2 separate regions of the Homo sapiens genome follow, and region 1 is linked to region 2. The links are chromatin contacts, found by Hi-C or POLR2A ChIA-PET in ENCODE. All regions are on one chromosome and are shown on one strand. Each heading gives the region's core, a stretch centred on a gene start or an enhancer-like site at or near the end of the contact. The rest is flanking DNA. Distances are from core to core; before and after follow the strand shown. Region 1 holds the start of CEP85 (centrosomal protein 85). Region 2 holds the start of AUNIP (aurora kinase A and ninein interacting protein).

Evidence for each region. A loop is a pair of places that touch in the nucleus more often than their neighbours do. ChIA-PET counts read pairs that join two places held with the same protein, here RNA polymerase II (POLR2A). Pooled maps may share reads with other maps.
Region 1: a loop to region 2 is called in a map of K562, with 7 times the contacts of the local background. The contact joins the promoter of CEP85 here to the promoter of AUNIP in region 2. A Hi-C loop is called at or near these places in 1 of 168 maps with a recorded cell type or tissue (K562), 1 of 37 single-sample maps with no recorded cell type and 9 of 50 pooled maps. POLR2A ChIA-PET finds 5 or more read pairs at or near these places in 2 of 52 experiments (CD8-positive, alpha-beta memory T cell and H1).

Annotation. Positions count from the first base shown.
Region 1 is chr1:26,232,770-26,235,469 of GRCh38, forward strand. It overlaps CEP85 (centrosomal protein 85), which reads left to right and starts at 1,431. Exons shown (of 14, transcript NM_001319944.2): 1 at 1,431-1,541. RefSeq lists enhancers at 1,630-1,779, 2,100-2,159, 2,250-2,299.
Region 2 is chr1:25,858,207-25,860,906 of GRCh38, forward strand. It overlaps AUNIP (aurora kinase A and ninein interacting protein), which reads right to left and starts at 1,251. Exons shown (of 3, transcript NM_024037.3): 1 at 1,074-1,251. The coding sequence starts at 1,151. RefSeq lists enhancers at 906-1,531, 1,429-1,658, 1,532-2,157 and silencers at 1,149-1,408, 2,009-2,068.

The sequences.
Region 1 (2,700 bases), core at 181-2,680, 370 kb after region 2:
CACAGGCTGGTCTCAAACTCCCGACCTCAAGTGATCCACCTGCCTGGGCCTCCCAAAGTGCTGGGATTACAGGCGTGAGCCACCGTGCCCGGCCAGGACTAACACTTTCTAGCTTTCTACCCTTCAGTCCATAAATTTATTCATTTAGACACCCTGTCTTAACATTTTTTTTTTTAGCCTTTACGTTAACAGAGGCTTCTGGTCCTAATTTCATATCATACCCAGGTTCATTTTCATTATCCATTAAATCTGCTATTTTATGTCTTCTATATTCTTATCTTAAAATACTAAAAGAGAGGACAAAGGATACAACCTTGGGGCACATCCCTAGGGTCTTTCCTCTAGAGTGACTTTTATTCAGTAATGAACTCACTTTGTCTGGCTCTTAAAGCTAAGAAATTATACAACTTTTTTTTTCCATACAACTTTTTTTTGGAGTGCAGGGGCACGATCTCGGCTCACTGCAACCTCCGGCTCCCTGGTTCAGGCGATTCTGCTGCCTCAGCCTCCCGAGTAGCTGGGATTACAGGTATGCGCCACCACACCCAGCTAATTTTTGTATTTTTAGTAGAGACGGGGTTTCACCATATTGGCCAGGATGGTCTCGATCTCCTGACCTCGTGATCCGCCCTCCTCTGTCTCCCAAAGTGCTGGGATTACAGGCATGAGCCACCGCGCCCGGCCTCCTATACAATTTTTTAGTATCTCTCCCTGCCAAGTCAGGTTTCTAGATACCCAGAATTTCACTATCTGAGATTCATTCCTTTGGCTGATGGTTCTGTTCTCCTTTCAAACAATTTTCCTGTCTGACTCTTCAAGCGCATATTAATGCAAATGGACTTAACAGTTCCTTTTCCTGTGGACCAAGTTTGGGGAGGGAGGCAGGACTGATCCTTTACCCTTCAACCTGAACCTTGGTCACAGGCTGACCACTGCGTCCAACCCAGACCAAGCCTTGACCCTGACTAGTCAGTGACCCAGGCCACACCCTAACTCCTGGTCACAACCTGAACCCCTGCTTCAGGTGTGAGAACTGATAGACCGGCGTTGGAATGGAAGGAGGGTGAGGCAAGCTGAGTGGGATTCTCGTGTCCCCAGCCCCGCCCGCGGGCCGCCAGCTTCCCAACCTGCACAGGCCCAGCAGGGCCCCTCCAGGTCTAGGTGAGCAGAGCTCCACCTACAGGTAAAACGCGGCAAGGGGCAGAGAAGGAGCCAAGTGGCGACGTGGTCATGCGCAGAAAGATCCGTCCGGCTCTCTGAGCAGAGGGTAGCGTGTGGGGGCGGGATACCGACGCGGCTCGGCTGCCGATTGGTCAGAAGAGGATAGAAAGGGGCGGGAAGCCGGCGCGGCTCGACTCCCGATTGGCCAGAGGCGGCAGAACGGGGTGGGGCCAAACGACGCGCGTTCTGTGGCGCGCGGCCTGGCGGGCGTGCAACGGCCGTTAGAGGAGCTGAGGGAGGGAACCACCGCTCACCGCAGACGTGGTGGCTGCAGTCAGTCTTCCCGAGTGAGGGATTTCGCCGCCCGCTTTCAGGCCCGTGTAAGTTTTCCTCCTTCGGGAGCCTCAGTCCTAGTGGCCGACCTTGCCTCTCCTCCCATAGCTCCGGCGAAGCCTCAGACGCTCGCGACCTGCCACCGTGAGGGGCCGGGGAGAGCGAAGCGCATGCGCCTCGGCTCCGAAGCCAGTGCCCCGGCATACGCCCTCTCGCGTCCCATTCCCCTCGCTTCCCCCGTTGCCTTGCTTTGCCGTCCGTGGTTCACCCCACGGCAGTCACTTTACCTGCGTGCCAGGCCCTGTGCCGATAGCCAGGGACACAGCGAGCGGCGCATTCCTTGCCCTTGCGGAGCGCACAGCCCTGGGAGTCGACGTTAAGCGGGGTAATCCCTCGGCGCGCAGTGAGGGTAGAGTGGAGAAATCTTACAAAGAGCGCAAAACAGAAGGCGCGGATCTAGTCGGAGAGGTCAGGGAGCCCTCCCCGAGGAGGAGAAGTTTGAGCCGAGATTGGAAGGCTGTGTAGAGAATTAAGGTTGTGGGACGGAAAGCACTTGGCGGGGCCTTACCCCGGTACTTCTCGGCCGGGGCGATTTTGCTTCCCTGGGGACATTGGTCGATGTCTGGAAACACTTTTGATAGTCACAGCTCCAGGGCTTGCTACTGGCATCTAGTGCGAAGAAGCCAGGGATGCTGTTACACAGCCTACTGTGTGTAGGACGCCCCCAACAACAAAGAAAAATCCCCCAAAATGTCAGTAGGGCGGAAGGTGAGGAAGCTTCCTTCAGCGAGAAGGAGCTGGTGCTTTGGTTGAACTGAAAGTTAGTGTGTTCAGGTTTATTTGTTCAACAGTATATTCAACGCTTACTTCACCTCAGTTAATGAGAGCGATCCTTTACACCAGTACATTCCCAACACGTGGCTCAGAGCCAGGCGCATAGTAGGCACGCAGTAAATTTCGGTTGATGAATTGAACACTGGGATAAGTAGGGGGCGGTGGTGATACAAGGACGATGAAGCTAGCCAGGCCTCATTTATTTGCCCTCAAACCTTGTCTGCTTTATAGTGATCTGGTGGTTTTGTATGTCTCACGACTTTTCTTTGTAAAGGCAACTTCTTGTCAAGGATTTGGCTTCTCTTTCACAAGGTTTAATGAATGATCAAGGCGGTGAAAATAGTGTAATGGTGTGAGATCCTTCGTGTGTCT
Region 2 (2,700 bases), core at 1-2,500:
ATTTCTTATCTATAAAACCAGGATAATGACAAAATCTACTTTACTGAATTTTGGTGAGTACCTGCCATTGATAAAGTGTATAAAGTCTCGGCAAAATGCCTGACACATAGAAAGCACTCAATAAAGGTTAGGTATTGTTGTTATTATTTATACACCTCTTTTCTTCCCTATAAGACTGTGAGCAACCTGAGAGCAAGAATCTTGCCCCTAGTGTCTGTTTTGAGCCTGTTTTCCGTATGTAAAATGGGTATCATTACACTATCTACCATATAGAATTGTACCAAACAAGGTAACATACCTAAAACACTTAGCACCAGCATAAAATGCTCAATAAACATGAATGATTATTATGTCGCACTTTTGTTTCTTTACAGTGACTGAAGAGCATCTTGCCTAGGTGACAGACCTGAATGTGATTTCCAGCTCCTTCTAGTTAGGCGGGCCTAGGTTAGTTACTGAACCTCAGTTTCCTCATTCCCAGCAAGAATGACGACACATATAACGCATATTCAGTATCTAATGCAGTATCCGGCACCCAGTGACTGCTCAGTACATAGGAGGCCAGCTCCCCTTCCCATAGCTTCTACTTTTCCCCTCAAAGTTACCGGTTCTGGGCAGGTAGTTGGCCTGCAACTTGGCAAATTGGGTGGAAACAGACCCCGGGGTGAGAATTTCCCCAATTTGCATTCGCATCCATCTCCCAATGCTCCAGCCTCTACTAGGACGTCTCGCAGGGACTGTGGCCTCCTAGGGAGCCTGGTCAGTTCAACTGCTCCGAGCGAACTTTCCCTCCGCCTCTCCCACACCTGAACCTTCGCCGCCCCTCCCTGCGCACCGCTCCTCCAGACCCCCCAACAGCACGCTCTTTCCTTCCGTCCCTCCCATCCTCCCCAAGCCCCGTTTTTCAACCTTCTTCAGACCACAATCCCTCTCGCCTGTGAATCCCCAACGCTGTTCCCTTCTCTGTCCCCGACTTCGCTTTCATCATCTCCAGGTGTCCCCCAAACTCCTCCCGTCTTACGCCTCCAGGCCCTACCTGGTTCCCAACGCCCTCTCATCCCCCAGCGTCCCACCTGCACTTTCCGCCTCTTCAGCGCCGCCGCGTCCAGCCACACGCCGCAGGCCTCCTCCTCGGGGCCTGTCCGCCTCATGGCCGCTGAGGAGACGAAGCCGGCAGGACGCCGGCGCAGGCTCCCGGCGCCTCAGGGAACGCCAGAACCGCGGCCGCCGACGTTCGGATCTCGCGCCAACGCTGGGGGCGGGGCTACGTCGCGACCGCCCCGGGCGCCAGCCCCGCCCCGGCAAGGCCCTGGCCCCCTTCGCTGTGCCCCGCCCACGCACTAACTTTCGCGGCCGGTCCCTTGAGTGCGTGCGGCATATTTCCCTGCGCGGAGGAGTGCGTGTTCTTTCTGATCCGCTCTTTCAAGAGCGGATTCGGAAGCTGCTGTGTGAACGGTTCTCGACAGCCTCAGAAATGTACATTTTCTTTTTGCTGTATTGAAAATTTCTTACAGTATTTCCCGGGCTTAGGAATTTGTTCGTGTCATCGCTGAATCTTCGCGATCACCCCCAGAAGGAAGTGGCTGAGCCGAGATCAGGCCCGTCGACTCCAGACCAGGGGTCCTCGACCTAAGTGGTTACCAGACACTCGAGTGTGCGAACAACTTTGGTAATTTTTTTTTTTTAATGTAAGCGTAACTACGAAGCCACATGGGAGAGGATTTTGAAGAGGTTAAAATTTGGGGTCAGGAACTAGATTTCAGTCCTGCTTTCACCGTTTACTGTGCCTTGGATTTTAAAGAGGATCAAATGAGGTTGTGAAAGTACTTTGTGAATTCAGAAAACCCCTTGGAAATGCAAAAATGTTGGCACCCCCACCCATCCTTCCGTCCCTAACCACAATCTCCATAGATGGAATATATGTACATTATACGTAATGTTTACATATTGTATATGTAAAAAAAATTTTTTTTTGAGACGGAGTCTCACTGTCGCCCAGGCTGGAGTGCAGTGGCGCTATCTCGGCTCACTGCAGCCCCGCCTCCTGGGTTCAAGCGGTTCTTCTGTCTCAGCCTCCCTAGTAGCTGGAAGTACAGGCGCACGCCACCACACCCAGCTAATTTTTGTATTTTTAGTAGAGACGGGGTTTCACCATTGGCCAGGCTGGTCTCGAACTCCTGACCTCGTGATACGCCTGCCTCAGCCTCCCAAAGTGCTGGGATTACAGGCATGAGCCACCGCGCCCGGCCAAAAATTTTGTAATTTTTTTTTTTTGGTGGAGGGAGGATAGAAGCTCAGCCACCTCTTGCCCAGTCTGCAGCAGGTCAGCCAGGAACCTCAACCATCTCTGCAGCCAGAGCCTGTCTTCATGGTGGACAGAGCCATCTCGCTTTGTCACCCAGGCTCGGGTACAGTGGCACAGTCTCAGCTCACTGCAGCCTCAACCTCTTGGGCTCAAGCGATCCTGCCACCTCAGCCTCCCAAGTAGCTGGGACTACAGGTGTGTGCCACCACGCCTGGCTAATTTTTGTATTTTTAGTAGAGATGGGTTTTCGCCATGTTGGCCAGACTGGTCTCAACTTCCTGCCCTCAGGTGATATGCCTGCCTCAGCCTCCCAAAGTGCTGGGATTACAAGCGTGAGTCACCATGCCTGGCCTATATCAAAATATTTATTTATATACACATATTTTATGTGTGTG